2 separate regions of the Mus musculus genome follow, and region 2 is linked to region 1. A link is a loop called in an ENCODE intact Hi-C map of the cell type or tissue named here. Cell type or tissue: left cerebral cortex. All regions are shown on one strand. Each heading gives the region's core, and the rest is flanking DNA. Links, peaks and the distances in the headings are about the cores only. Region 1 has its middle 36 kb from the start of Chmp4c. Region 2 holds the start of Impa1 (inositol (myo)-1(or 4)-monophosphatase 1).

The links. A loop is a pair of places that touch in the nucleus more often than their neighbours do. Peaks named below come from ENCODE experiments on the same cell type or tissue, not always from the same donor. Only the 100,000 strongest peaks of a DNase experiment are listed, where the experiment ranks them.
Region 2: a loop joins it to region 1, with 6 times the contacts of the local background. A loop is called at or near these places in 2 of 42 quality-filtered maps.

What each region holds. Positions count from the first base shown.
Region 1 is chr3:10,394,643-10,411,209 of GRCm38, forward strand. No RefSeq gene overlaps it. Among named protein-coding and RNA genes, the nearest start is that of Chmp4c, 36 kb to the left of the region's middle. In left cerebral cortex, for the core only: CTCF peaks have their summits at 5,473 (motif pointing right) and 6,295 (motif pointing right); DNase peaks (open chromatin) are centred at 4,183, 5,486 and 6,277.
Region 2 is chr3:10,318,838-10,335,404 of GRCm38, forward strand. Impa1 (inositol (myo)-1(or 4)-monophosphatase 1) reads right to left here and starts at 12,602. Exons shown (of 9, transcript NM_018864.6): 1 at 12,485-12,602; 2 at 10,106-10,171; 3 at 9,508-9,641; 4 at 7,270-7,374; 5 at 5,215-5,260; 6 at 4,067-4,175; 7 at 2,775-2,883. The coding sequence starts at 10,168. It overlaps Slc10a5 (solute carrier family 10 (sodium/bile acid cotransporter family), member 5), which reads right to left. Exons shown (of 1, transcript NM_001010834.2): 1 at 12,897-16,567. The coding sequence ends at 15,457. In left cerebral cortex, for the core only: no CTCF peak of the experiment used is centred there; DNase peaks (open chromatin) are centred at 8,000 and 8,750; H3K27ac peaks cover 1,427 bases.

The DNA of each region.
Region 1 (16,567 bases), core at 4,001-6,500:
TTTCTCTGGCAGCTTCTTGCTCCTTCCAGGGACTTGGACCGATTGGCAGAATGATGTCAGCCGATACAGGCTCTTGTGGAGTTTTTCTAGGCAAGACTCACCCACTGAGGCAACACATGTGCTGAGGCAAAACCTGTGGAGGACTTGTGATGTTTGGAGGGATATAAATAGGACTCAGTGAACTGTGAACAGAGGCTTGCTTGCTTGCATAGATAGCTTGGCAACGCTTCCTTGGTCTCAATTCTTCGCTGATCTTCACGTGGTTGAGAGAGACACAGCAAAGAACTTCTCCTGGTGTCTCTGTTGGTGTCTCATGCTGATTTGGTGGAGGCCTGGCTGTGTGGCGTTTGCTATTCTGACAGTACTGAACTGGACTGCTGGTCTAGTCGTGAAGTGTTTGAGTGGATCGAGCCGCCGCCGCCGCCGATTTCTATGAGCTGAACTGCTGACTTCCTAACAACACAGACTGGAGTTGCTCCAAAGAACAGTTTCTAAACAGTCCACTTCCTCCGTATCCTAATAATGTTTGTTTTCCACGACTTATGATGGGTGGTGGGCTAGAAGGGACGTTAAAGCATTTAAGAACCCCTATTAAAAGTAGGGTTTGAGAAAAAATTAAAGCCTATATAATTGTATATTGACCATATGTACAAATATTATTTTAAATTCATTGCATTAAACAAAACACATTATTGGAAATGTATCCTATTTCTTTTTCTTTTTTATGTTTCAAAGTGTTTTTTTAAGTTACTTTATGTTTTGAACTTTGTTTGTGCACATTGGAGTCTTCCTGCATGTGTGACGGTGACAGGTGCTCTGGAACTGGAGTTTTAGACACTTGCCAGCCACCATGTGGGTGCTGAGGGTTGAATCTGAGTCTTCTGCAAGAGCAGCCAGGGCTTTTAATTTAAAACTATGAATACCACCAAATCAGGTGTTATTATATTTCTATTGGTTAGCTCTGGGCCAGACCAGCTCCTCTCTGTCACTGAAGCTTCGGGTAATGTATGAGCTGAGTCACTAAAATGCCAAAGTACAACAACAAAAATGTTTCTCTTTTTAAACTATAAATGATATCACTCCGAAAAGAAACAAAAGTACTTTGAAATGAATCCTAGTGCTGCCCCCTGTTGACATTTTGGAGTGGTGCAAACAAGGCAGACTACCCGAAATCTAAGTGCTGAGGTTATGATAGGCTACTGTGGCAAATCGTTCTCAGCCTAGAAAAACTGTCACAAAGTCACACATTCTGGGATGTTCACCAAAGCTATGCCATCACCGTATCAGGGATCGAAGTGGGAGACCTCAGGCTTTGTTCTTGTGTCTTGTAAGATATTCATCCAAGATAGTATAAAAACAAGCCCAGGCTAGTGATGAGAGTCAAGGGAAATGAATGCTCTGTGTAAATGGAAGAATTGCCCCGAAGCAGAGAGGCCTTGAGACTCGGGGCAACCACAGCTGAGACACTTCTTTCTCAGGGTGGTCAACTGCAGGGAACAAGACTGCTATTATTTGAGCAGGTGTTCTCTTCAGGAGTCATATTCCAGGGTCAGACCTTGAACTGGCCTACATGACTCATATATGTACCCCTGGGCCAGCCATCTAGATCCTCCAGAATGGAAAAGCAAGATGGGGGTGGGGAGGGTGATAAAGTCCTGTAACCAAGGTGATCTTGACTTGCCAAAGAGGGAACTCCTGCCCATGGAAAACTTCATTCTGCCTGCCACCATTGATGTCCAGTCTACAGTGGGGAACAGCTCAACCCTAATTGTAATATTTTCTTCCTTGGAGGACATAAACAGAGCATTGGTTTACTTAGTGGAAACTGAAGTAGCAAAGAATTTAAACTTCACAATGGCATCTGTCTTACTAAACAAATTAGATAGTATGGTAAAGCTAGCAAGCCTAGCAAGAATAAGATAAACAAATCATAAAGATGCAACGACTAGTAAGGAACCATTACTTTACAGCTCCAGGACATTAACAGATGACGCGTTATTCAATTTCTGTCTTGTCTCTCTCTCTCTACTTTCTTTCTCCCATCTCCTTAATTTAAGACAGACGTTAATGGTTCTGTGGAAGGAAGTGCTCCTTAAAATAGCTGGAGTCCTTCCCCATCTTCAGACTCATATCATTTACTTTTTGGCTCACTAGAAGTTTTATTGCCTATATACAGAACACTTGAGCTATTTTTCAGAAGAAAACAAGCCGGGAACCCTGAGGACTGTGAAGCTAGGGCAGTGGAGCACTGCTCAGAAGACACACACTCCAGCTTCGAGCACGACGAGGACGAGGAGACACACACTCCAGCTCCGAGCACATAGGGATGGATCCTCAGACGAGGAAGGCTGCAAGGGTGCACACACACTATGAAAGGCTAGAGATACGTCTTCTATGATGCGGGGGAGTAGCTGGTCCCTTTGGAAGCAGGGCAATTCATTTCGGCCTCTCTGTGGGATCGGATGTATGTGTGTAGTTATTGTTTTGTTACAGAATACCACCTCATCCTCATGTTGATTTCTATGGTCTCTGTTACCTGTGGATGACTACCACGTGAACACATAAATCAGTGGAATTGTAAGTTACATGCTGGTCCTAATCTGCCTTGTGCATCTGGGCATGTGATGTGTGCATGTCCTGTGTGTACACACCATATATGCTACCGGCTTAACAGCTAACTGGTGGTCTTAACCATCAGATTACCACAGTATTACAGTGCTTGTGACCAAGTAACCCTTATTTTACCTGATAATCATTAAAAGAGGAAATATCGAGGCACATGTAATTTTATTGTATTATATTGTTGGAATTACTCAATTATGTCCTTTCTGTGCCTATTATACAAACTATATGTGTGTGTATGTATGTGTATATGTGTGTTTCAGCATAAATATACATAAGGGGAGATGGGGTATGTACAGGGCTCCGCCTATGACTTCAGATGTCCTTTAAAGACTGTGAGCCATAGTCCTTGCAGACCTGTGTACATGTGATATGTTTAAACACAGATTGCATAGACACTAGATTGCTCTGCGTGCCTTTGGGCATGGTTCTGAAAACCTCCTTGCTCTTTATGCTATTTTGTTGTGTTTTCTGGCCCTAACTCTTGCTTTTCCTTTTCTTGGCTTGCTAATGAGAAGTTACCACATTCGCCATAGTTTCATTGCTCTTTTGAAGCTTCCACAGTTCTGACTTTAGGTTATACCTTGTTATGACCCTCTTACAGCCATGGCATTTGGAAACCCTATGCCTGAGCTATAAAACCTCATCTTCCCATCTTCAATGCTGGTCTATTAAACCCCTCATTGCGGAAGACAGCCTATGTAACTAATAAAGCTTGATTTAATTGGTTTGTCCATGGTTTGTGTCAGTGGTCTTTCTCCTCAAATCTGTGGGAATAACAAGGTAACTGGGAAAAGAAGCCCAGATAGGTATGAGAGGAAAACTATATGAGTTTAGGTAAGAAACAGTAAATAGGATGCGATAGGAGAGGCACAGAAATACAACAGTCGAAACTTAATCCATCAATACAAGAGCTTGAAAAGTTAGTTATGCCAAAGCAAGGCTGACAAAATAAAAATAAGAGGATTCCTCCTGGCCTTCCTTCCCTTGAGAGGTGTTCCAGAGCAAATGCTGTTGTTGGTGCTTCTAATCCAAACCTGTTAGATTAGATTCCCTACCTGTATGGTGTGTCAGACGGGATCCTGTTGGATGGGATTTCTGCCCAGAAGTGAGTGGGGTCAGCCCTCCCTCAAGTTATTTAGCCTTCAACTCGAGTGCTGCTCCAAGATAATTTCATCCATCTTCTTTCTATGCTGGATGGTCAGCCACTCCTTACAGGAGTTTCAACTTCCGGTTCTCTAGGTAGCCAGCCCCACCAGCCCCACGTTCTTATCTACCTTTTGGGCTGGATGTCTTCCCAGTACTTGAGCTGTCAGTGGGGAGGTCACGTGGTTCTGCCGTGTTTGTTTGTTTGTTTGTTTGTTTGTTTTTCCGGGCCTCTGGGCTGTGCCTCCTGCAGAACCACTTTAATTGCAGTTTCAGGATTTTCACCGTCTTTCCCCCAGCGTAACTGTTAAGACAAGTGATGTGGGCTGGCAGACACCCTGTGATTCATGAAGCACGTGACTCCTCTTTCCAAAATTGTGATTCTGCTGTATTCACTTCTGGAAACTTTCCCTTTCTGGTTTGTGTGTAAATCCAGCCCACAGGAGTGAAGATCTTCCCTTCCCGGTGGCTTTCTTCAGTGCGGTGTGTCCATAGCGTTCTTATTCTCCGTGTTGTCCCTTTCACACTTAGTCTCTTTTATGTTTCGCAGACTCACACCCTCTTTCGTGAGCAGGCCAAGTGTTTTCTTTGCATTTGTGGGGGTGGGAGCTGCGGTGACTGGATTGGGGGTCACCATAGTAACAAACCTCTAGGCAAATCTTCGTGGGAGTTTCTAGATTAGGTTACAGACGTGGGAAGACCCGCTCTAATCATGGGCAGCACAGTCTCATGGAAGCGCGACTAAGTAAGTGAGCTGGGCAGCAGCTATTGTCTGCCAGTTTGCCAGGGTGTCAGCATGCAGCTGTTCCTAGCTCCTGCCACAAGACCATCCCCACCACGACTGGGCACCTCCAGACTACGAGCCAAAGCAATTCATCCCTAAGTTGATTTTGTCATGTTTTGTGAGACAAGGAGCTAAAACAGTATGGAGAAATGCTGTGTGTCTATGCTTTCCATCTCTGTTTACCTGAAGACACCGGACTGGTTTTGTTGTTTGTTTGCTTTTTAATGAGAGATTTTTTTCAATTACTTCCGTTACATTACACATGATTGTTCAAGTTTTATAATTTTTTAGTTAATATTGAAAGGTTGTAAGTATTCAGGCTTTTTTTTCCAGGATTTGTTTTAAAGAATATGTTTTTTTGTTTTTGATTTTTAGTTTATAGTAGCTCCGTTTGATCCTCTTTATTATTTCTGTAATGGTAATGTCTCTGTTTCGACTCTGCTTGGTTTGTTTGATTGCATATAGGGGTTTTCCCCCATATAATATATTCAGGTGATGGTTTTTTCTCCTCTCCTCCGGATTCACCCTTTTTTGTCTCTCATAAGAAAATAAACAAGATTCTAAGGGATAATGATAAAACATATAAGATAATAAGATAAAATAAAGCCAAGCACATCAGAATGGTAAAGAGAAGAAATTGCCAAGAGAGTCTCAGTAAATGAAAGCCACTGTTGAAATTCTTTGAGAAGAAAATGGACTGAATGAATACTGGTTTAGCTGCTTCCATTTGTAGCTGGCATAGTCAGTCAGTCGTCTAAGATAAGTCCTGGGATGCATCTCCCCGAGGTCAGGCAAGTTCATCAAGTATGAGCTGCTCAGTCATCTGAAACCTGGGGGATCTTAATCTTAGGTAGGCTGATTCTCTGTTGGGAGGGAGTTCTTTGCAGAATGTCATCTTATGCTGTTATCCACAGTAGCCACCAGGAGGCACTCTAAGCCCATCATAAATGCTTAGGAAGGCGCACTGACTAAAATCTGTCTCCAATTGTGGGAAATTGAGAACAGGTTGTATTTTATTAATTGGATTGTAAATGAAAATAGTCGTTTCAAAACGAGGCAATAGGGCGGATCATATAGTTTAACGGAGACTCTGAGAAACTACGGCCTTTGAGGTGGCTTTTGTTTGCCCTTTTTCATGACCGCGAACTGCTGGGGTCATGCTACAGGTGGCAATGGCACTTGAGAGTGCGTCCCCAACTTTTACTACATATGGCTGTGCCTGCAGTAGCCGGAATACGATGCCTATGCTTAGGGGATAATCTATGGAAGACTAAGAAACCTTGATTAGATTCGAGCTTACTGTAACCAGTAGCCTTAGATGCCAGGGCTCTGGCTCCTCTTCACAGAAGAGGCAGGACCTCGTAACTCTAGACTTGGGTAAGAGAACTACTGCCTACCTTACAGGAAGGATATAGGCATTGCACTGTATCCCACAGTCTTGCCTTTAATCCTTGAAAGAATCCACTTAGGTGAGCATCCATTGTCCACTCCTGTAAGCAGATATTCAGAAAAGCTCCGTTCTGGATTGTGAATGGCTGAGATTGAGGCTCTGTATGTTTCCAGTTGCTGACAAACCGATCGTCACAGGATGGAGAGGCTTGCAATGAAACACTTTTAAATCCTATAGGCCATAAATAATTCAAACACTCAAGGGTCTCAGAAGGCTACAATGAAGGCGTGAGTAAAGCTACGATCCAGTCTTCTGGTCTTCAAAGCCACCACGTTGCAGCTCATTATCATAGCCAAGAGGTGGCGCTCTGCTTCAAACAGGTTACACAGGGCTACCCAGACAACCACAGATAGTCTTTTCATTCCAAGGTCTTTCATTTCATTACATCAGAAAAGCCATTCAAAAAGGATAAGGACATTTGGGAGCTAAGTTGACACATCACTTGCTCTCTGAGTCAGTTCATGTATAATTCTGTTCGGTTTTTTTGAGCTGCCTGACTGTGTGTGTGTGTGTGTGTGTGGCTTACTTCTTGTCATTAATTACAGCATGAAACAACCTGTATACAAATATCTCTGAGCCTCTCTAAGCGTGGATTACTAATGAACTCCTAGTGTGTGCCAGGCATCCTACTAGGTGGTAGCTGTGCAGTGGTAAAAAGCCAGGCTCTTCTCTCTCCACAAAGTGAAATGAGGGAAGTCACGGAAAACAGATGGGTGAAACAGAGTTGTCACACTGGCCCTGTGGGAGAAGAGTTTAAAACAACATTCTGTGAATGCTTGAGCAGCCACGAATTCCATGAGACCTTTTTCTTTTCACTATGGATTCTATGATGAGGGGAAGTACACTCTGTCCAGAGCGGAGGGGACCACACTAAATCAGCATGACCAATGGCTGCTATGGTTCTGTCTGAGTGCCAGAGGCCTGGACTGCACTGAACTTGCCTAGGATGATGGCATTAAAGTGTGATTCAAAACACTCAAAATTTAGTCTACAAAATAGACATGAGTCCAGGGATCAGGGACAAGATGGAGAACTCTGTCTCTGATGAAAGTGCATTTCAAAGATTACAGGGATGACCCAATGTGGTGGTTTGAAGAGGTTTGGCCCCAATAGACTCACATATTTGGATTCTTGGCCATAGAGAGTGGCACTATTAGGAGGCTTGGCCTTGTTGGAGGAGGCATGTCACTGTGTTGATGGTCTTTGAGGATTCCTATGCCCAGGCTCCATCCAGTTTGGAAGACAGCCTTATTCTGATGTGTTTGGATCAAGATATAGAACTCTAGGTTCCTCCAGCACCATGTCTGCCTGTATGCCACCATGCTTCCTGCCATTTTACAAATGAAGAAAATGGGCAAAACATCTGAACTGTAAGCCAGCCCCAGTTAAATGTTAGCCTTTGTAAGAGTTGCCTTGGCCATGGTGTCTGTTCACAGCAATGAAAACCCTAACTAAGCCACCAACCGTCCATGAAAGCTTCACAGACATAACCAAATGCAAGACAGACTCTGTGGGAACATAGCCTCATGGGGTCGTCAAGGAGCCTTGCTTTCTGTAGCCTGTCTCTTTCTCTCTGTCCTCACCTCACGTTCCTAGTTTGAGGCTTCATTGGTAAAATGAGCAGTTTGGAGTGGGACGGTTAGGTCTATTTTTGAGTCAGACATTCAATATGTAGTCCAGGCTGGCCACAAGCTTGGATGAGTACAAGGCAAGCTGGTAAGTAGGTTGCAAGAGGCCGGAACATGGTACTATAATGTTAGCTTCCTAGACACTCTGGGAAGGACAGCCCAGATGGGAAAACACAGGTTTAGAGTTAAGGGCTGGTGACAGTCATTGACATGCAGAGAAGACTGGAGAAGTATTAGTGTCATTGTAACTCATGTCAAACACATGGCCTGCCACACAGCCCAGCTAGCGATCTTTGTGGATTACAGATTAAACTGTATTGTATTATGGAGCTAGCTAGCTAGATGGCTCAGCAGGTAAAGTGCTTGCTGTGCACGTGTGAGAACCTGCATTAAAATACCTACAGCCCACCGGAAGCAGGCTGTGGTGCGCAACTGTAATCTCAGCGTTCCAGTGCTGAGGTAGACCAAGGCAGGAGATTCTCTGGGAGTTTGTCAGGCAGCTGGCCTGGCACACGTAGCATGTATAACAGAAAGATTCTGTCTCAGACAGGGTGGGTGAGAGCTGACAGGTGAGGTTGTCTTGGGACCTCGACGTGTGAGTCGTGCACGTGCACACACTCACACACACACACACACACACACACACACACACACACACCTGTACTCACACAGGAACCAGAACACATGCCCGTGAACACAATGTTCTGTTGTCCCACGTTTCCAGAACTCCAGGGAAAAAGGCAGAGATGTCAGGAGAGGGAAATGGGCAGGGATTCTTATTCATAATTCAAATGACTGCTCTAAAGGAGCGCCCTCCCATTTTAGCAGAAGCTGGTGAAGAACAAATGTGGAAATGTGGTTAGAAGGCCTCTAGCAGGCCCACACAAGGCGACCACTGACCTGAGCAAGGCAAGCAAGGTGTCAAGGTTTTGCCTCTTCCCCTTCGCCCCTTGCTGTACTCTTAGATTGCACCCCTAAATCAAGCCTGTAAGGTCTACTCACTTATCTGGCCACTGACTCACTTCTGAGACTGATCACCAAGATCCAACTATCAAAACATCACGGTCCAGCAAACAAAATTCATTATTTTGACTAACGTGATTAAAATACCCAACCAGAACTTACCGTCCTGTCAAGCTCATTCTAAGACAGACCTCCCCCTTTCCCTATTCATATGAACATATGCAAAGCTATTTAATGTTTCTATGTGACTCAGACTCAGTCACCTTGCCTCTTTGCTCTGCTTAGTAAAGGATCTCTTTGCGTCTGGTTTGTACTGGGGATGTGGTGTTTGTGTGTGGTCTGTGCCTAATCAGGGTTCCAGAGGGGAGCACTTGGAAGTATGTGGTGTCTTCAGGATTCAAACAATGTTCACTTTCCACCATCTTCAATTAAAACCTCTGTAGTTATATGAGGAACCAGTACGCATGGCTTTATCACGGTAACCATTTTGTGCTTGGAGAATCGAGGAGTGCCTTTTATGTATGGTATCTTTGTCTTGACAGCAAACAAACTCTCCATTATTCCTTTGACACAGAAAGATGGGACTGAGCCAAAAGGAACAGAAAGCTTCCAAGAAAAACTTAAAGGACTCTGAAACTTGATCCTGAATAGGTCAACTTTTATTTTTTGCGTTCTTTGTGCTCATAAATAATACCTTTGCAAGTCTGATACATTTATATGGAAAGTTTTATTTTTAATTTTCAGTGCTTATAAAAACAAATCATAAGCATCATATAATCCAAAATGAAGGTGGAAATTTGGGAATTCTTTGGCTGTGTCTAATCATTATTTACCTACAGAGCGTGCATTAGAAGAAAATATTGCTTGAGGTAGGGATGTGTTCAGAAAACTAGAGAAACAGGAATGGGCTAGTATGGCCTGTGAATCTGAGGAGTGACGGGAGGTGACGGAGGAAAGGTCAAGCTCCCGTTTATTGTCAGTTGGGTCCTTTAAAAACTTTCCTGATGAAGTCTGAGGTTCTAGCATCTTTAAGCAGGCTCATGGAGGTAGAATGTGTGTGACTCATCACTGCAGGTTCCCTTTGCCTGGCTCCTGACTCCCAGGGACCTGCTATCTTCTTAGCACAGTGTCGCAAGCTCTGGGGAAGTACTAATCTCAGAGGAGAATACCATCTTTACCCAACACAGGATGTATCACTCGGTTCCTGGGGCAGTGATACTGGGTCCTGAGACTACTGTACGGATTATAAACATTCTGTTGGGCACTTTGGACACTCTGTCCAAGTCCTCCTTTTCACATGAATATCGATGCTCAGAAAAGCGAATGAACCTGCTTCAGTTGGTAAGAAGCAGAATCTAAATGTAAGCATAGGTCTTTACAATTTTAAGTGCATTCTTAACTAGAATAGATGAAGAGGTAGGATTGAGCATGGCAGGCTCTAGGGCTCTAAGACCTATTTCAAACTCAGAAACATTTTTCAGATACAAAGTGCTGGGGGACATAAACACAACTGTTTGGACAAACCCTGTGTTTAAGTATTCATGTAGTAAGGTCAGCCCTTGGGTGAGCAGTTGCCATCCAGCTGAAAAATGAAAGACAGTTCTCAGTGTCTTAGTATATGTCTTTCAGCGTGAGCAACAAAGATCTTGCTTTGGCTCTAAACTTGCTCATCTATTGTTGGACAATGGTTTTGTGCACTGTGTATTCAGATACTGATTGCTCTTCCCAGACATCTGATTGCAGTCTGGAGGATAGCACGGTCAAGCATCTCTGGTCTGAATGTTATGCACGGATTGTTTTCCCTCACCTTTGATCGGCTAATAAAGAGCTGATCAGCCAATAGCTGGGCAGAAGATGGTAAGGCTGGACTTCCAATCTCAGGCTGGAGATCCCAAGAGTAGGGAGTAGAGGAGAAGGAGAGAGGCACGGAGAGACCATGTGGATGGACTAGGAGGATTCGCCCTGAGGTGTCAATGAGAGAGTGGGAATGAGGATACACATGGATCAGAGCAAGCTAAGGCAAGACCGGGTGGCAAGTAGTGGTGCATTTGGTTGCAAGGTAGCAGTCTAGTTAGATTAGGATAGCCCAGAACCTGGACAGCTTAGTGCCAGCAGCTTATTAGTAGAAATACCAGGTCCCTGTGTCTGTCCTTGGGAGCTAAAACAGACTAGAGTGGGAGTGCGGTTATTTAGGAGCAAAAGGGGTGTAAGATAACCCCCAAGAATTACATTTACAACATATTATAAAAACAACCCTCCAATATCCTATCAAATGTCAAAGACATATTTGAAGAACAGAGGCTTGGCATATGGGAAACACAAGTCTAGCAGACCTGGCTTAGCTGTGGCTGCCCTGGCTTAGCTGTGGCTGCCCTTGTTCCCTGCTAACTTTCCTGTCACCTGAGAGTCCACACTCGACATTTTCTCCCTTTATGTAACTGACCATTTAGTTAATTCAAGTACAGGTGAGTTTATATTTCTTCCTTTGTCAGCAACTCACAGAAAATATTTTTCTATTTTATGCTAGCTGATAACACACACTTGTAACCCTAGATCATAGGAGTCAGGGGCAGGAGACTCACCACAGGCTTTAGGCCAGTTGGGTCTACATAGAGTTCTGGAGCAGCCCAGGCTATGTAGTGAGACTCTGTTTCAAAAACAGCAAATATCAGAGCTAGTGATGATAGACTAAGCAGCCGAACAGTCTCCATATGTATAGCAGACAGGCCCTCGGGGTTGTGATGGCCTTGCCCAGTCTAATGGCACATCCAGTGGGAAAGTAGAGCCAGAGGTTTCTTTGTTTCTATGACTTTGACATACAATCACCCAATATACATTGCAAGGACCACTAGCCCTGATCAAATCTCCCAGTCCACAGAGGATTCAGGCAGCTCTGTCTGCATGTATTTGTCTCCTCAGGAGTCAATCTACTGCCATACTTATTGGTGCACTTAGCTTAGGTGGTGAGCTGTCCAGTTACAGCAGTTTCCAAGCCCCTTTCAATGCTCTGTATTTGGGCTGAGTCACTCTGAAATTCATCAAATTCTTCTCCAGTATCCACTTACCTTTCAGCTTCAACTAAACTATTTCCTGCAGGCCTCATCTTTCCAGTTAAAATATGACTGCATTATTCTTGTAAATTACTAGTTCGATGATGTTTTTATTTCATTTCAAAGAATGCACAAACATCCAATATTTTATAGATTTAAAAATCATTTTAATTTGATAACTACCACTTATTGAATGCGTAGTTAGAACTTGTAAACTGGATCATTCTTATTTACAGCCTGGAATTAAAATGCAGGGTCAATGATTGGAACAATATGACTAATGACTAATGCTAGGTCTGATCACCAAGGCCGGCTCACTGAAGTCCTGTTGTATTTTCTGTGCACAGAGACGTTTCTGAGTGGCTGCTGAGACCGGCTCACTGCAGTCCTGTTGTATCTTCTGTGCACAGAGACGTTTCTGAGTGGCTGCTGAGGGCTGTGTTCACTGCACTGCACCTGTGCAGAAGAGGCTGCCCTATTGTAGGTGCTGAGTTTGCTCATAATTCATTTAGACAGGTCAGTGCTGTAGTCTGGGTGGCCTTAGCTTCCTTTTAAAGGAAATTGATTGAATTTTCTATAAATAAAACAGATTGTGGGGAATACATATGTTATATATTTATCATATTATATATTTAATAAACATTTATTTATTTATATATATATTTTATTTATTTATTTATTTATTTTTTGAGACAGGGTTTCTCTGTGTAGCCCTGGCTGTCCTGGAACTCACTCTGTAGACCAGGCTGTCCTCGAGCTCAGAAATCCTCCTGCCTCTGCCTCCCGAGTGCTGGGGTTAAAGGCCTGCGCCACTACGCCCAGCACTAAACATTTATTATATTTAACATAATTAATAAATATATTAGATTATATAAAATATATAATATAAAGTAGATGATTTAAAGCTAATTAGTATATTATTTGTTTTAAAATAATTTTTTAAAATACAGCTTAATAGAGGCTGTAGCGATGGCTCAACCATTAAGAGCACTTTCTGGTCTTTCAGAAGACTGAGGTTCAGTTCCCAGCACCCAGCGATGGCTTACAACCATCAATAACTCCAGCTGTAGGGGATCTGACCTCTATGGGTACCAGGCATGTACACAGTACATAGACATGGATGCAGGTTATACATATATATATAAAATTTGTATATAATATATTGCCTAATATATAAATTATATAATATTTTATGTAAATTATATATGATATATATTATAAAGGAAACATATATTTGTTATATGCAGTAATAGACACATTTATATATAAATGCTTCCTTTAGGGAAAATGAGAGCCTATAGGCACATGAAAGGAAGTAAAAGACTCCTTCATAATTGATGGAGAAAAATTACTCTGCTCTCCCTGTGCAAAGATGTACAGACAAAAGCCATTAGCCTCTGACCATGGGACCCTGCTATCTGTACTGTCCTTCCTATACCAGGGACACCATTCCTCCTCCTTGGCAGTGTCTCTTCTCCAAAAGTGTCAGTGTAGGAGGTTTGTGTGTCAGTCAGAACCTGTTAGTCCTCTTCATATGGAAACTTCGTGTTGGAATATTTCTCTCTATCTATCAAGTCATTTTATCCTTTGAGATAAGCCTTACATACCATGCATGTGGCATCAGCGTTCCAGGGAAATGACTGCTACATATATCTTTGACAGTTGGATGTTGTCACATAAGCTCCATCAGCCACGCAGGGTTCACATCCACACAAATGCCTTCACAGAACATTTGGTAGCTCTACCTCTTCCTGTTTCTGCGGCTGTCTTGCACTTCTGACTACTTATGAGATCAAACTTACTATATTTCAATGTCTTTTTCTTACACATTGTTTTATATAAAATAAGTAAAGATGAAACTGTGTGGTACTGTGCTATGCTATTAGTGCATTTGTTTGGAAGGAAAACAGGGTCTTCTGTGAAAACCAATTACTTGAGGAAAGAAAAACAAATTAACTGGATGAGACAGCTGGGCCCTGTAGGCATATTTCCTACACACCTGTCTTCATGGCATATGTGGAGTCTTATTCATTTCAGTTCTGCTAACACATGGGTCTCTAATACCACTAGACCAGTCTTGCATGGGCTAGGCATACAGAGATATAAAGGATAGGCCAAGTCCAATCTCAGTTCTATCAAGTCAGGTCTTCCTCCTTTACTGGGGGCAGCTGGATGTAGCTGTTTACCAGGGAGCTTCACCTGGACTGCCCAAGAACCAAGAGCTAGCATGCTCCCATGAACCAGGACTGTGTGCCTGAGCTGCCACCATCCTCTCAGTCACTAGCACAGCATGAGAACATTAAGACTGAAATTTACTTTTCAAATATTGCTTGCTTTTGACTTTTAATTTTTCCAATAATTCAGTTTCAGGTTTTATGATGTTGGCAACTCCACAATAACTGAATATGTACTGTGTGACAGATCTTTTTATAAGTACAAGGCACAGGGTAAAGAACAATAACTATGTACTGTGTGACAGATCTTTTTATAAGTACAGGGTACAGGGTAAAGAACAGAGAGAACAGAAAGTCTGTTCTTGTTGGATCGACTCCAAAGGAAGGCAGGTGAAACACACAGTGAAGACGTAGACAGTAAACTTGGGATTGGGGGGTGATAAGGATACTTTAAGAGGAATAATTAGATATGTGTGTGGGTGTGTGTGTCAGAGACAGAGAGAGAGAGAGGGTTGGCAGTAGCTATTGAAACCTCAAAGCCCATCCTAGTGATACAGTTTCTCCAACAAGGCTATACCTTCCAATCCTATCAAAGTTTCACTCACCGGTAAAGAAGTATTCAAATACATGAGCCTATGGGAGCCATTTTGATTCAAACTACCACATTCTAGTCCCTAGCCTCCTTAGATTTGTAGCCATATCATAATTCAAAAATGCACTCAGTCCAATATTAAGTGTTTCCATAGTCTATCTCTAACAGTCTCAAGACTGTTTAAAAGTCTAAAGTTCAAAGTCTCTTCTGAGATTGGAGACAATCTTCTAATTGTAATCTCTGTAAAACAAAAATAAGGCAAATCACATACTTCTAGCATAAAATGGCACAGAATTGACATTACCACTCCAAAAGGGAGGAAGGACAGCGCAGTAAGGAAATACTAAACCAAAACAAGACTGAAAACCAGCAGGGCAAATTCTAAATTATGTATCTCTATGTCTGATGTCAAAGCAATCGTTCAATCCCCAACTCCTTTCAGCTTTGTTGAGACTGCAACACACCCCTCTCTTGGGCTGGTTACACATTCAGTCTGTGCTTTTCTTTGCCAGGTATCCCACAACTCTGGTATCTCCAACCTCTTGAGGTCTGCAACGCAATCTAGGCCTTACCCTCAAGCTTCATGCAATTGGCCTCTCTGGGTCTTCATGCAGAGATAAGCCTGACACACACCTGACTTTTCCCTAGCTTGGGAGGGATACTCCACAACCCTTCTCTCATATTCTTGACTCCAATGCCAGAACCCATGGCCAAAGCCAAGCTGCCAAGTTCTGCTGCCTGCTGGGGCTGAAACATGACCCCTTCTTTCAATTACATTTGTATCAGCTTTCTGTTGTTGATGCGTTTCCCCCACTGTTTAAGCTTTCTGTTTGTTCTTTTTCTCAAACTGTATGCTTAGCTGGGTGGGGTCTTGCTTTAAGGTCATCACTCCCTTTATTCCATTTAACATCAGGCTTCATTTCAAACTTTTTATCTCCTTGAGCACTGGCTTAGTCCATTACACTTCCTAGTGTTCTTTTTCTCCTCAAACTGTGCATTTTATATTTCTCTTTGTCCAGCTTGCTCCTTTCCATTACAGATCTGCACAAGAGTGATTACTAATAACCATGGTACAGAGTTGAGACTGCAACACACTCTTCTCTCTAGCCTGTCTTGAAATCTCCTCTGCCAAGGCCATTAATCTAAAATCCTTCAATTTAGCTCCAGGCATTTTTTTTTAGAGCAGGGCAAAAACCAGCCACATTCTTTGCCTAAATATCAGCAGAATGGTCTCTGGACCACTTACTAGTATTCTTCCCCCATGAAACTCAAGCTGGGATGCCATCATGGAAACTCCCCTGTTTGTTATGCTCTTACTAGGATAGCCCATTAAAGAGTCCAACTGCTTCTCTAGTCAAAAGCACCCAAGTCATCCAAATTCATTCAACAAAAAACATGGTCAGGACTGTCACAGCAATACCCCACTACCTGGCACCAATTTCTGTCTCAGTCACTGTTGTATAGTGTAGAGACACCATGACAAAGGCAACTTTAATTTGAAAAGACTTCATTAGTTTCAGAGATTTAGTTCAGTATCGTCATGGCAGGGAACATAGTGGCATGCAGACAGACATGGAGTAGTTGAGAGCTACGTCTTAATCTTCAGTCAGAAAGAGAGGAGAGACAAAGTGTGGACCAGAGACTGAAGGAAAGGCCATCCAGAGACTGCCCCACCTGGGGATCCATCCCATATATAGACACTAAATCCAGGCACTATTGTGGATGCCAAGAAGTGTTTGCTGACCACAACCTGATACAGCTGTCTCCTGAGAGGCTTTGCCAGAGTCTGACAAATACAGAGGCAGGGGCTCACAGCCAACCATTGGACTGAGCACAGGAGGAGTTAGAGAAAGGAATGAAGGAGCTGAAGGGGTTTGCAATCCATAGGAAGAACAACAAATCAACCAACCAGAGCTCTCAGGGCTAAGTCACCAACAAAAGAGTACACATGGAGGAACCTATGGCTCCATCTGCATATATAGCAGAGGATGGCCTTGTTGGACATCAGTAGGAGGAGAGGCCCTTGGTCCTGAGAAGGTTCGATGCCCCAGTGTGGGGGAATGCCAGGGTAGGGAGGCAGGAGTGGGTGGGTGAGTGACCATCCTCATAGAAGCAGGGAGAGGGAGGATGGGATGGGGGTTTCCAGAGGTGGAACTGG
Region 2 (16,567 bases), core at 6,662-9,161, 73 kb before region 1:
GAATGACTGAGACTGCTCACAAGTAAGCTCTTGTGCTCTGCCACTCCGAACCCTTCAGATAGGCATCTCTACAGGGAGACTTCTACTGACCTCTGGGGAGCTCTACTCTGCTAGCAAGCAATGAAGGCAGGGATCCAGATTCCGAACTGGAATTTCACCTGCTCCTTCCAAAGTCCAAGTGTGCCTGAGAGTGAAGAGAGCTTGCGCTACACATCAAAAGATCTGGGTCTGTTCTCATGCTCAGCTGGTTCCGACTTTGCTTCAAACTTTCACACTGAAGAGAGGGAGGGGTGCCTTACTTTAGGGCGCAGTGCAATGCTTACAAAGATGATGAATTAGCGAAGAGCACCATGTTTATCTAAGTCTGTTCTTTACTAGGCCTGTCCAATTTGGACTTACACAAAACTGTAGACTTAAGGGAAACAATGAGACTACATGTGATTATTTTGTAACTTGGGTGTGCAGCTCTTAAGTATGAACCTTCTCGGGTCAATCTCAGAATGTTGGACACCTCTGCATTAAGTCCCCCAAATGATGCAACTGGTTCATTATTACTGACTTTGTCTCATGCCTGCGGTCTCATGGTGTTCTGTATGAGCAACTCTGAAATGTCAGTGACAACTCACTCGGCTGAGTACGAAAGCTCTTCTTCTTGGGAACACTGTCTTTCCTCTTTCAACCAAACCCAAAACACCATTTTTTCCTTCAGCTAGTAGCAAAATAAAAGGCTAGAGTAAAAAGCACGGGAAGCTATTCTGTAGCCATTTTACTGCCCGTGGTTAAAGTCCAAACTTTAAACAGCCAACCGCAGCAGCAGCTTTTAAGAAGTACCTTGTTCTTGCCTCAAGGACATTATTCCTTGGGCCTCAAGAGCTCCATGTTCTGGGAGGTTCAGTGGCTAGGTGACAGAGACTCTCATCCACCTTACTCATTACTGCATAGACCACAGATTCACAAATCAGTTTGTACCACGTCAAACTTTAACCACGGGCAGTAAAATGGCTACAGAATAGCTTCCCGTGCTTTATACTCTAGCCTTTTATGTTCTTGAACGTCTTAACTCCTAAAAGGGACGTTAACTATTAAAGAAAGAGAATGACCTGGAAGCCAGTGCTGTAGCTATATCTCCATCAGCACATCTCCTGTAGCTACTTCATGTGCCTGACCCTCTGAACGCATCCATAAAACAAGCCTACATTAGATGATCCTTGAAGTATTATCAAAGTCTATCCTTGATGATTATTTTCAGGAGAAAAAAGGTAGCGACAATTGGCAATAAGAGAAAATCATGAAATTCTCTTGTTATTCATGAGCTCTCACTGTGTAGCCCAGGCTGGCCAAAACACCCAGTCTCCCTAACTCGGCTTGCTCTGTACCCGGCATGACCGACCGACAAGTGCTACAGAGCCTGGCTTCCCCATGGCTTCTTGTTCATTTGGGACAGCTCTTCTTGTGTAGCCAGGCTGTCCTTGAACTATTCTCTACAATCTTCTTGTCCAGCCTCCCACGGCCAAGGTTACAGGCATGCTCTACCATCTTTGCGTCAGTGGCTTTTTAAGGATTATTTTTACTGAAACAACCATAATAAAGGTCAGAAAAATGCTACTTATGTAACCAATACCTGTATTAAATTTAAGAACATCAGATTGCTAGCTTTTCCTAAAACCTCTAAGATATATACTTGCTTCAAAGACAAACAAAACTTTTTCAGCTAGGGGCTCACTATGTTTTCTAGACCAAACCATAACTTCTGGAATCAAGCAATCGTCCTACCTCAGCTGCCTAAGGAGGCAGTAGTACCAACATATGCCTTCACTTCTGGCATATCCTCTCATACATCCTGTCATTACTGAAGGACTCTGAGGTTGGAGAGCAGTGTTACGGGTGTAAAACATGTAACACTAACACTTGATCAATAGGCTAAGGCAGGAGGCTCTCAAGTTCCAGGCCAGCCTGTGCCACAGATACACATACATATACTTATACATATGCATATATGAACATATACATATCATTATAGAAAGATTTTAAAAATCTGCTAAAAATGTAAGCATTTATAAACACAAAAATTCAAAAACAAAGAACTCATGAAATAAACACAGTAACTACAAATAATACAGACAGAAATCACAGCACAATGTAAAATTATTGTACTGGCCGGGCATGGTGGCGCACGGCTTTAATCCCAGCACTTGGGAGGCAGAGGCAGGCAGATTTCTGAGTTCGAGGCCAGCCTAGTCTACAAAGTGAGTTCCAGGACAGCCAAGGCTACACAGAGAAACCCTGTCTCAAAAAACAAAATTAGTGTACTGTACTACAAAACAGAAGTATTAATATATTAATAATTTTATCTATTAAGAAACATTTACAAATTGACTTATAAATGGATACTGTATTCTGTTTTATCTGAGAGAAACACTTAAAATAAAGCTAAGGATGTTAAAATAAAGCTAAGGATGTTAGGAACTGTTGCACAGACCTCTAAGTCCACCCGTGAGGAGGCCAAGGCAGAGGGACACTGAGGCACAGGGGAGACAAGGCAGTAGTACTGTGAACCTGAGGCCTGCCTCAGATACATAGCAAAACTCTGCTGAAAAAATCAAATCAAAACGGAATTCATCGCAAACGAAAATTCCCAAGGTCAACTCTAGCCTCCACAGGAGCACAAACATAAACACAAACACCCCAACCCACTCCCACACAGAGAAAAATAAAAATGAATCCCTTTAAAGTTAAATCCTCTTTAAGTCTGGGTGGGAAGGAGAAGGCCTTACCCATGGATGGGGATGGAACACAGCTTTTCCATGTTGGAGAGAACGATCCGTAAAGTCTCGGGCTTTCTGGACGAGCCCAACTCGGTCACCAAGAGTGACTTGGTAATGTCTGGAAAAAAAAGCTATTTCAAATAAACCTCTAGCCCTCACTAACCAAAACTCTAGCACAGCAAATCTGACATAGTTCAGGATAAAATGGGACATTTAAATCCTCTTTCCTACTTTATCTATTTTTCTTCCAATCTTCAAATGTTAAAACACTTATGAAAATAGGTGTGGTGTTTGACAAGACTGCAATTAAAACATAATAATAAATCATTTTAAAAAATAAACAACAACAAAGGAAATGAACAAACAATATGCCCTCAAATGAAGCCTTCAAGAGAAAGGCTAGGGCTGGACATAGTGCTGTGCATCTTTAATCTAATGACTCAGAAGACAGAGGCTGGGCAGCTCAGTTCAAGGCCAAGCTGGTCTACATGGCTAGTTCCAGGCAAGAGCTACAGTGAGACCTTGATTAAAAGGAAATCAAAGCCAGAGGGAAAGGAAGGAAGGGAGGAAGGGAGGAAGGGAGGGAGGGTAGAAGGAGGGAGGGAGGAAGGGAGGAAGGTAGGTAGATTTGCTGACTAGTTTATGGAAGTCTGTGAAGATCCCAAAATCAAGACTGTTTGCAAGTTTAAAGGCCAGAGAGTAGACAATTTATAAAGCATTGACACTGTAGCCATAACTAACCTAGAGACAGAGAAAGCAAGGGTATGTGGACAGGTTATATGCAAATACATCATTTTATAGGAGGGGTTTGACCCTCATATAGAGACTGAGAAACCATGTGGATCCTTGTTAAGGATTCTCAGGTGGTTTTGTTTGTTGGGAGCATAGACTGCCCTAGAACTTGCTTTACCCAGGCTGGCCTCAAACTCCTGATCCCTCTGCCTCCACCTTCTGAGTGTTGGGATTCCAGGAAGATGGCACCATGTCCAACTGATCTCAGCGTTGACATGCATTATTTATGGTTTACTGGCCAATAATGGGATCGAGAAATGCTAAGAAGTCTGAGGTGGTGTAACTGAAGCACTAAGACGTGAGCTGTTGGAACTGAGGCCCGGGTGCCCACAGCCACGCCCACTCCTGCTGAAATTCTGGGGTGCACTTGCTCAACCGTATCTGCTTTTCTGCCCTAACCACCATGCGAAAAACTGGGGTCAGAGTGGGCAAGGAGGAAATCAGACAATCTGGAGTCAGCCGATACTTGCTAACCCAAAGGTGGTGTCAGCACTGGAAGACAAACTCACCTTCCTGCTGGGACACCTGAAGCTTCTGACCGTTACAAAAGGCACCTTTCCCTTTCCTGCCGGTGTACATCTTATCTTCCACACAGCTGTACACAATTCCAAACTCCATCTGCAGAGGAAAGCAAGTCTCTTAGCAAACCTGGGTATTTTTCCATTAACTGGTATCATTTTATGAATAAAGCAGCAAGAAAATCTATTATATTTATAAAATAGATTCCAACAGCTGAACTGTGGGGAAGTACTGCCCAAACACAGTAGGTCATCAGGGCTCCATCCTTGGCTCCCACTCAAGTCTAGGCGGAGAGAATGTGTCCCTCTCCTAGCTCAGACACAGAGGGCTTTTTGAGTTTTCTACGATGGACACTGTGTCCTCCTGGGTTCCTGCCATCCACTCACCCATGGATCCTTCTTTTCCTTCCAGTACTTTTTTGCAACCTGAGAATTTGAAACTAAGGATTCAAAAGCAGAGAGCACTCGACTGCTCAGGCTGACTATGTTGAAGGCTGATTTAGGACCAGGTGGTATACCAAGTGACCAGTACAGCCTGTGACCTGTGTTTTATACGTGTTTGTGTTGCTAGGGATTCAACTGGGTTGCTAGGGTTTACATACGCTAGGTGAACATGCTACCACTTCGCCTTGGGCTTTTATTTCAGAAATGTCTAAGTGTTGTGTTCCTACTGACAAAATGCAGCACTCAAGCTCCTCGAATACAGCAGCCAAATAGCCAAACAGCAGGGAACCAACAAAAGGGACCCCAGTGATTACAGATCTTATTCTACTGGGTTTCGCATGTATTCATTCACTTATGTCTATGTTCCTAAGTACATGCCACATTTCCAGCCATCCTTCGGCCCCTGACACATGCTTAGAAATGTCCCACTTCATCTGAGGAACTGTAAAGTCACACTAATTCATGACATGGCTGTGTATGACAGGAGGATGACGGGGACCTGTCTTCTCCGTGTTCACTTTTCTTTTCCAACGCTGGCTTCTCAGGAAACAAGCCTTATCCACTGGGAATGTGCGTAAACATGTCCCCAGCCTTGAAGCAAACGTTTACAGGTGGCACAAACCAAATACAAAAGATTAACTCTTTCTCAGAGAAGAAAAGCAAAGTATCTTATAAACCATATATTTAAGACATACCTCTTTATTCACAAGGAAGCCAATTGAAACAGCTACAAAGGGAAACCTTAAAAAAAAAGAGACAAAATCCACAAACTAACCAAGACAGAATTTAATTTCAACAAGTATGTATACAATTGTTTTCAAACCAATTCTTATAAGATGGAATATGGAGGGGAGGAAGAAGCTCCATCAACACACGTGCGCGCGCGTGCGCACACACACACACACACATACACACAAACACACACACATGCACACACACACGCACATACACACACAAACACACACACATGCATGCACATGCACACACACACAAACACACACGCATACACACAAACACACACACATGCACACACGCACACACACATGTACACACACACATGCACACACACGCACATGCACACACACACAAACACACACAGAAACACACACACACACATGCACACACAAACACACACACATACACACACACATGCACACACAAACACACACACACATAGCTACAAGATCACTGATCCTTACCATGTCAGGTACTATACTAAGTTCTTATAAAAGTGAACAATTCCATGAAGCCCACCAAAAAATAATTCTATGAAACAGGTACCATTAGAGCTGGAGAGATGGCTCAGCAGTTAAGAGCACCAAATGCTCTTCCAAAGGTCCTGAGTTCAAATCCCAGCAGCCACATGGTGGCTCACAGACATCTGTAATGAGATCTGTTGCCTTCTTCTGGTGTGTCTGAAGACAGCTACAGTGTACTTTCATATAATAAATAAATAAATAAATCTTAAAAAAATATATGGCCATTTTATATGTCTTTTTTCTTTCTTTAAGATATTACTAGTAGTTTAAGCTTCCCTGGAGAGCTCAATATGGCGTAGCCCAAGCTGGCCTCAAATCCATGATCCCCCTGCCTCTACCTCCCAAGTGCTAAGATTATACTCTTATACCTGGTGCCATAGTTTTTGTGAACTTGAAACAACCTAGACCTATCTGAGAAGAGGAAATCTCAGGTGAGGATTTGGCTTGTGGGAATGTCTGTGAGGCACTGTCTTAATTACCAACTGAGGTAAGAAATCCAGCCACTGTGAGCAAGCAGGTCTGGGCTATAGAAGAACTGGAGCAGAGCGAGCCAGGGGAAGCATGCCAGTGAGCAGTGCTCCATGTCCAGTGAGCAGTGCTCCATGTCCAGTGAGCAGTGCTCCATGTCCAGTGAGCAGTGCTCCATGTCCAGTGAGCAGTGCTCCATGGGTAGTGCATGGAGCTCCTGCCCTGAGTTCCTGCCTTGGCTGCCCTCAATGTCATGCTGTAGACTGAAATGAAATCAGCCCTGTCCTTCCCAGGCTGCTTGTGGTCATCATTTATCACAGCAACAGAAAGAAAATGAGAACACTATAAAACTAGAATCTTACACTTTCTTTTAACCTTTATTTTCCCTTCATGTGTATGCAGCATGTTCATGCAGAGACTGTGGATATCAGAAGAGGGCACTGGATCTCCCAGATCTGGAGTTACAAACGGCTGTGAGAGGCCATGTGTGAACTGGGAATTGAACCTGGACCCTATGGAAGAGCAGCCAGTGCTCTTAACCCCGAGCCAGCTCTCCAGTCATGACTGGCCTTAAGTATTTTTAAAACCAAGGTTTTCAAAAGAGTAGCTTGTCTAATGTCACAAAGGCAATAAACAAGCTGCAGGATTCAAATCTCAGATTTGTGTGTGCAGATCCTAATGCCACACCCTTTAGCACCCCTGTTTCTCTCTGAGTGAGCTCACTGCACACAGAGAGCATCTCACCAGTGAACTTAGCAACTTCTTTACTGGTCCAAAGGGCCCATGTTACTCTGTCATTTTTGTATAGTCTTCACAGACAGAAAAACAATGGTGAGCAGGCACATCACGTCCCAAGTCCATACTATACCATTTGGTCCCTTGCTCCACAGCTTAGAAAAGATCTGCACAATACACTTAACTCCACCACACATCTCATACACAGCTTCTTCAAAGAAGGAAGCCTTGAACAGAGACTCACCCAGTGAACACACAACAGGAATCATACTAAAATTCAATGCATACCGATGCACGAAGTTAGTCGTTCCATCAATGGGGTCAATGACCCACGTGGGCTGCTCTGTGAAGACCGTCTTCTCCCCAGCTGCCACAGACTCTTCACCAATGAAGCTGAAAGCAGGAAACACAAACTCCTAACATCTAACATCTAAATCAGATTCAGGGCTTTAAGCTTCAGGGGCTACCAAGCCAAGTCTAGACTATTGTTCTGTTAGGTTGTTGCTCTGCTAGAGAGAGAGAGAGGATGATAATAATAAACACGATGAAGCTCTGTTTTCCTCAGAGCAAAGGTGGGTAAAACAGTACTGAGTCCTATATTCTAAATGCAACACTGGCATAAACGCAGGGGAAACATACACATCTGCAAAGGTCATTCTTAAAATGAGAAAGTAAGAAAACACATCGATGTTAAAACTAAGCGCGGGGAGGGTGAGGCTGCACAGGCCATAATCCCAGCACTCGGGAGGGACAGGAGGCAAGAAACAGGCTGGCCTAGCCCAGAGTGAGACTGCCTTAAAGTCAAGCAAACTTAAATACTGAAAGACCACACATTCTTTAGATCCTAGCAAGAGGCAGAGCGCATACAGCACTTCGTTGAGTGTGAACTGACTTCTAGTCCAAAGAACACAGCAGGACCGAGTTGTGCAGCCTTGTTACCGGTCTGGTAGTTTCAAATGTTCACACTGTTCCTCCCTCCCGATCCTAGAATAGGCCAGCTTCCAAGCAGCTCTGAGAATGACGCAGAAGTGAGGAACGGGGACACTGCCAGCAGACGGCCCACAGGGAGCTGGAGTTGCCAGCAGCTACAGAGGTAAAGGGTCCCTCAGTCCTACTGGGGCCTTGGAGACCCACTGACGAGAACTCCCAGACACCTCAGCCAGGCCCACACAGCCAAGCTACTCCTACCCTGGCCAAACTGTGAAACACTAGTCTGTCATGTAGAATGACTTCAGAGGGGCAGTACATAACAGGAGAGTTGGTAAGTTACCGAGAATATAAAGTACCCGCTGAAATGCCTGTGTACAACTGTCAAGTCAATTTTATAAATGGTGTCTGAGTTCACTGGTTTTCTTCTCGCCTGCTCTCTTTTTTCTATTTTTTCTTGTTTGACATTGAACTCTTTTAATACATATTTGTCCTCTTTTTCCTTTCTCTCTTATTTCTAAGCCTTTTTATTGGAAGGAACTATGTTCAGTCACAACTTTAAATATTTTTCCATCTCATTGACTAAAAGACTGACAGTGGCCAATGTCACAAGGAGGAAAACATTAACAGCACTGCAGCATAAACCTTTCAAAGGATGGCTTTTAATTTCTTGAGTTCTGGGGACTTGCACCCGCAAAGAGTGCTCTACCGCTGACCTCATTTCAAGCCTGCAGTTTCCTGAGACTGAGTGTCACTGTGCAGCCTGGCTGACTACATATCCCCGTGCCTCCTAGCTCCTTCTCCTGAGTGCTACAATTAGGGCATCTGACATCTTGCCTGGCTGACAACAATGTTTTTGCTAAATGTGGGTCTGATTTAGGATTTTCTACAGAACCTCCTAATGCTAGCACTTCTCTCCCACACACGGAACTCTGCAATGCAGGGAGTTTAACCGAGCTTTCCAGCTGTGCTGATGGCAGCAGAAGCTACTTCCGCTATCCACACTATCTTGTCAAAGACCCCCTCTTTCCTGACCCTAGAACCACAGGATAGGCAATCACCCTAAGTCAGCACAGGGTAAAAATATATAAAAGATTAGTCGGAAACAGCCAAGCCATCAGTCAGGACCAAGACCACACACACACTATCCAAAGCGGCCCAGATGTTACCCACAGGGGTCTTCCTTCCGTCATCCTGGCCTGAGCAGCCCCACACCCTCAAACTCAGCTCCTTTGCAAGTCAGAGTCACCTATTACAGCTCTGGATCTACAGATCTTTGCCTCACGAGTAGGCTATCCCACCCTGGACCTGGCTTTATCACTATAGTGTAGGCTATCCCACCCTGGACCTAGCTTTATCACTGTAGTATAGGCTATCCCACCCTGGACCTAGCTTTATCACTGTAGTGTGCAGAAGACTCATGCATAGGCTATCCCACCCTGGACCTGGCTTTATCACTGTAGTGTAGGCTATCCCACCCTGGACCTGGCTTTATCACTGTAGTGTAGGCTATCCCACCCTGGACCTGGCTTTATCACTGTAGCGTAGGCTATCCCACCCTGGACCTGGCTTTATCACTGTAGCGTGCAGAAGAGGTACCTGTGACATGGATACTTTTCCTTTATAGAAGACATGAGCATTTTTTCAACTTTTTGGTCAGTAACTGTTACCAAGTCGGCTGGAGAACTTTTAATCATGACATCCATCTCATTTTTTAAAGCTTCACGAATCATCTAAAAAGAAGTTTTGGGTAAGCAAGTAAAGAAAGATGTAAGTAATTTAAACCAAACAAGAAAGTCAATCACAAAATAACTTCAAGCATTCAACGACTCTTAACATGGTCTTAAATATGTTCTTTCCAAAATGTCTGCAAAACAAAACACTTTAGGGAAATAGTATGTAATTTCATATCTTATTTTAGATTCATGACCGCCGTGGTCAGGTTAACATTACAAACTGAAACATCCAGCTAGAAGCGCCATGCCCATGGTTCCTCAGATTAGCCCAGGCCTAGGCTCCACCCCCAGCCTCACACGCGCACACATGCACACAGGAAATCAGCCATTTTCACTGTATTTACAGTTTAATTAAACTGCACATGTAGATTACTCAAAGCATGCTTTGTTGACCAAAACTGCTCTGTAATATCTACACCACACACTACGGCCCCCTTCAGCACCCAGACTGTAGTTCATACCTCTCCAGCTTGCCTCGCGAGGATTACTGCATAGTCCATGCACTCCTGCCAAGGGTCTGCCATTATCTAAACACAGCCAACAGAGATCAGCACAAAACAGTTACGAATCATGCAGACACTCACTTACACAAGCATCTCAATTAGCAACGGTTTGATTTTGATCCACCCTTTCCCTGGTTGATAGTTCAATTTTTCCCCACATATAGTCCCAGTAAAAAATCATTTTGAAATATTATATATTTCACCTCGTAGTAAGACTTTTTTGTTACTAGTGTTGCTTTGAGTCAGTGTCTCATAGCCCAGGCTAGACTCATAGCCCAGGCTAGTCTCATAGCCCAGGCTAGTCTCAAAGCGAAGGATGACCTTGAACTCCTGACCCCGTCTGTACTTTCCAAGTACTGCGATTACCAACGAGTTATTATCATAGCAAACAATGTTCTATGAAGCTGTCTCCCAAGTGACCACACAATATCACATTTTGGGTTGTAGCTATACCATATCATAGTGTGGGGGTGGGGGTAGCGTGGGGATGCCCCTGAAGCTTAGGTCAAGCTCAGATGAGGTCAAGACATGGTCTAACGGGTAGGTGTAGGAGTGGGTGGGGAGCAAGGTAAAGAACATGGGAAGGCTGGAATCAAAGCACTTTTAAAGACCAAGGAACAAAGGCTGCCTGTATTAACTCAACTCCAGGGAGTTCAGTGCTTTGCACATGGAATTAAATAAGGTAAAGGTGAAGTTTTAAGGTTCACAGATTACAAGTACTTTGCCCCGTATTATATGAGCAGATTTTACAGAACGTATGCTCAATTCTGATGGGAAAGTTCCCTGCTTTCCCTTACCACGTTTGAGAGAAGAAAACTCTATGTCTAAAAGCAAAGGTGCCATTTGCCTCCTAGACTTCAGGCAGGGGAAATGTGAGCAAGTGACTTGACAGCTTTCTGCTGACCTCTCCAGACTCACCCCAGGCTTGACCGCACTAACACTAACGTGGGCCCCTAGCCCAGGGAAGCATGGAAGTGCTCATGCCCAGGAAAGGTGGCCGCTCTGCCTGCTTCCCAGGACAAGTCACACCCTGTGCTTCCCCTGTAAGAGCGTCAGGTACACGGAGAAGCGCAGGGACACAGAGCAGACAGACACAACCAGATGCTGCTGGCTACGGCTTCACCTTCCTTCTTATTGATATAAGGTGGGCTTCAAGCTTTGAGCATCCTCGCTTAGTCTTCAGAATGCTGGTGGGATTACAGACATTTGCCCTCACGCCTAAGCGCCTTTTCCTGTGATCCAAGCGTCCAAGCAAGCATATAAAAGGCGCTTTGAGTTATAGAATAAACTCCTTACAGCTCTTCAAGAATGCTTTCCAAACTTGGTCACACTTGTTCTTACTGCTCTCTTCTATTCTGTCACAACTGGACATTCTTGGGCTGGGCTTGCCTCCTCACCACTTGCTTCCTCAAGCCACTCACACTTTACCTTGTGACAACATGAACAGAACACCTCCTGACTCCCCAGGACTGTTTCAAAAGCCATCCATCGAATCTTCAACCCAACAGATATCAAGCAATAGACAGTTGCAGAAAAACTGCTGTTGCTATGCAACATTTGGTCATTTATAATGCATGCTACATCTTCTTAATCAGTTCTAATATTCCTTGAGGAAAGGAGGCTGATAAATAAAAATTTCTGAGGTGCCCTAAAATGTAGAGGTCCAGAAGAGGGAAGACACAAGGGAAGTTAATTAGGTAACAGTTCTCTGGGGTTTGTTCTGGCTTTGTGGAGCATGGTGGGGGGCAAGAATAGAGACTTTAAAAGCCTGTGCCTTGAAATTCAATTATAGCGTTAGCTCATCAGAGGCACTTTTTTAGCTTTGTTGCTGGTAGTTTACAAAATGTGCCCCAAGTCTTGGTCCATTTCCTAGCTGATATATATTAATGGCTCAATAAACCCTTTTATTTCAAAGACCTTTGCTTCAAGACTTGTTTTCACGGGGGTCATATTCTATCACCCTCACTTTGGGAACAAAATCATACAGACTTAAAATTGTTTCTATCCTATACAGGCCCCGCTCCCGACGCAGGACATCACCGGACCTGGTCTTGTTCACCCCTAATCCTGTAAATTCGTGAGCCAGGGAACTTGCCGTGTAGAGCCCTGAGGGCTTGGGCAGAGCCGGGCTCATTCTGCGACACAGAACCTCAGAGATCGAGGACCGCCTGGCGAACCCGCTCGGCTGTTTCCGGAGCGCTACGGAGAGCACCGCCGGGAGGAGGGCCCGGCAGGCGCCCCGGCCCAGCATGGGGAGAGCTTGTCTGCAGCCCGCACAACCCCCCGCCTCGGCCACCGAATAACGCTGCACGGAAGCCAGGGACAGAACCGACTCACCTCGCGCGAGCGCACCGCGATCGATGCTCAACCGCCGGCGTCCGAGGGCTCGGTTCTTCGGCTCTTCCGGAGGTAACGGGGATTGCTCCGACAGGAAGTCCCGCCCCATTAAAACCCCGCCTTCACGTCTTCGCTCAGACTGGAGGTGTAAGCCGGGCCGAATTTGCCTTTGTAAGGGCTGGTCCGGTTGAAGTTACCGTGTTCTGGCATTCTCCTGCATACCCTTTCTTCTCTAAGAATCCCGTTTTCAAATCTCCACTTTTGTCTTTATTAGTTTATTTTTTTATTAGTTTATATCATATATGTTATATATTAGTGAAATTAAATATATATAATATATTATATATTATATATTAAATTATATATAAATTATATTAGTTAAATTTCTTTATTAGTTTATATTTTCCCATTTCCCATTCTGCTCTTCGGCTACAGCTAAATTGGAGTTGTGACTGTCATTGGGCACTCTCATTTGTTAAACCTGTAAGCCTAAAGGAGATTTTTATTTTTATTTTTTGCACCAACTCTCTTCTCCATAATTCACTTAGATACAGGTTGTTTGTTGTGGACTTGACGGCGGCAGGCAGTTGCTCTCCGCACCTGCAGCCCTCAATACTAAGGACCATAGGCTTTGTAAATACTATACAAGCACCCTGTCTTTGAGCCGCTTTCAAAGGCGTCGATTTTTAGCAGTGTTCCATTATGTAGCATAGGTTGGCTTCTGAAGTCTTTGAGCATCCTGCCTCCACTTTCGGGCTACAGGCACCTGCCACCACACCAGACAGCACTTGTGCTCTTACGTGCTTAAACATAAGTGTTAGAACGGTTTCATGAAGAGTCCCTGCACAATACAGATGAGGAAAACAAAGCTTGGAGAAGTCAGGGGATTTGTCCCAAACTCACACAACAAGAGCATAGCACCCTGACTCCAAAATCCGCAGAGAATCTTCATGGCTCAACCACTTGCTCTGGATGACCAACAAAGGCTAGTTTATGGTTCTTAAAATGTTTCCTCACGTGGAACAGTACCATGGTAAGTATGTTACTTTTAAGTGGAACTCTATCCAGATGACCTACCCACAAGATGACCACAATGCCCTGGCATAATTACTTGTGAAGTGATTGGTTCTCAGGAATCAAAACAAGAAATTATCAACAACATGTAACATGTCTCAGAGATGAGTGGCAGGGACAGCAAATCGGATTGATAAACCCACAAAGACAAAATGAGTCTACTCTTCTGAAGCCTGCTGCCTTAAGACACTGATGTGGGTGTCTATCACATACTCATGGTTTTTTGCTCTTCCACAAAAGACCTTCAAGAGCTTGGTTTTGGGGTCCTCTATTATCAGTTGTTTGAAAATAAAAATCTTATCAAATGCATGCTGTATGAGTGAAAGAGCCTCCCCTGACATTGCAAAGCAGGACAGATGAGGGACCAGGTATCAGATGTCTTTACATTAAATGATCGCTAGCTTCCTCCATCAGATGAGCAGGACTCCATGGGGCTCATTGCAGCCTCTGCTGCTTCTTCCTTGCTACAGTCAGGTAACTCAGCACAATCCATTCTCCTGCCAAGTGCCTGCTGAAAGCCAAGCGCACAAAGGAGTCTGATGTTCTGATTCCGTTATAGCAGCACTGACTGCAGGCTGGTGTCACACAATACAGAACCCTGTTGCTGAGTGTGTGGAGGTGGCTCTGATGTCTATAGAGACCTCCATACATGACAAGAAGAAAACTCTAAGCACACACAAACATGTACACTCACATGACTGCACACACACACACACACACACACACATACACTGGGGTGGGAGGGGTTCTGTTCTAGTCACTTAAGCAAATGCTAAAACTTATGTGGTGTCCCAAAGTTCACTGGAGAATTATTGACTGAGATTAAAATGGTGGAGTCTCCATAAGCCAGGTGAGCTACTCAGGAGTAGAGTCTATCTCCATGTTATTCAATATGGTTTCATGATTGATGGAACATAGGTAGGAGCTGCAAACACTGATCAAAATAAGCTAACATTCTCTGTAGTGTTAACAGGTTCCAGATCATTAGAATATATATTATTATCATCATAGAATTGTTATTCTATGCATAGTGGAGTGGACTTATCATTCCTCAGAGCTACAAACTTAAAACTAAAATCAAAATTTAAAACCTGGCCCATCAATACTTTCTGCGTTTGTTTACTGTTTGATTAATCGAGGTAGGCTCTCCTGGAACTCACTCACTAGACTAAGCTAGGTTCAAACTCATGGCAGTCCCACTGCCTGGCATCCCTCTTGCTCTTAAGAGCAAGGTATTTGGGTAACTTAATCCTTATTTGATTTAATACATTTAATGATGCATAAAGCTATCCCACAAAGCACATGTCGGGTTAACCTGTATCTTAAACCTATGTGGACGTCTGTGTTTTACAGATTTGAAAGCTGACGTGACACATTCTCAGTGCCATCAAGCACAGCTAGAAAGAGAGCTGCCTGGCCTTTGATGGGCAAATGGTGGCACCTCCATAGGTTGGTATTACGCAAATGCATTTATAGTTTGAGCCTCTGAACGGGCATTTCTGTTGAAAAGCCAAATGCTCCAGGGAGGTAGCCACTGCTTTTCTGATCAGGATAGACATCCACCACCACACCATCAGGTCTTTTGTAAATCATGCTTTTTGTACACTGGACTTAGTGACATAAGAAAGAACAGATTTGGTTGTATCAGCCCAAAACACTATAGGCAAGAACACTGACAGGAAAATGTTAAACCATTTGGATTAGGCTAGGTTAGGGTAATGTATAATACACATGCAAACACATACACGTGCACACATGTAACATGTTATACGCACCTGTATGTCACACACACATATATAAGACATACACATACAGGTACTAGAAGAAATGATCTCCTCACCTCCCATGTCAAGCTTTTAACCAGCTTGAAGGTGACTATAGTGCATCTGCTGTACATTTTAAACTAGAGGAGTTTTTTCATATTCTGTGCTAAGGGATGGCCTTCTCTTAGCCTTGTAGACCAGAAGGAGCAGTAACATTTCACAGCTGGAACACATGGCTACTGTAAAGGGGGCTACGGAGGCTTCGTGTGCCTTGGGCTGGGAAAAGGAAAGCTGAATGATGGCCAGAGCTAAGAAACTATTCAACATCCCAGTTTCGAGAGCAACCGTCTTGCAAACAGGAAGAGGCAGCAAGTAGACTTTAGCCAAGGAATAGCCAAACAAAAGGCCCAGTGCAGGAACCAGAAGCCCCAATAGAAACACCTCTAGGTTAGCCATTCTCAGAAACACTAGTCCCATCCGGAAAGCCAAGTAGATGCCCACGAACATTAAAGTCAAGCTCAGAGGCCGCACTACTCTCTCTAAACAGATTGCTTTCGCAGGCATCTTGTGTTTAATGATGACACCAGTCGACATTGGCATAAGTATGAAAAGAAGAGTAGACACAATCTTTAACACAGGGACGTGAAATGCACCTGCTAAGCCCAGTAGCCGACTGTAAAAGTATGAGTTGACAGGCATCATGATGAGGGCCAGGGACGTTGATGTGCAAGTCATCAAAATGGCCAAAGTGACATCCCCTTCCAGAAGGAGAGCAAAGAGATAGCCCCCACCTCCTCCTGGGCATGTGCAGGTCATTACAAATCCAAAAGCCTGTGCCTTAGGCAAGCCCAAAATCTGAGACAAGAGAAAGCCACAGAATGGCATAAGAAAAAACTGTATAACCACCCCAAGAAGTATTGGCAAAGGTCTCTTCCACACTGTTTGAAGCACCTGGAATTCAATCTTGCAGCCAAAGGCACATTTATTTAAAAGGATCATCGATAAGACAAGCAGGAAGATGGAGCTATCGACATGGATTGGTGCCTGGAGGAGGCTGTCGTCCGTCTGTCTGAACACTCTCACTCTGACATTCTTTAGCTCGTCGATGAGTGTTGTTTGCCTACCTTCAGACTCCCAGAGCTGCAGGGTCACATTGGTCTCTCCTGGGAAAGTCTTCAGGTTGACGGTAAAGTCTGTGACAGCCAGGGAGGTCTTGGTCACATTCACCACCTGCAGCACTTTAGGA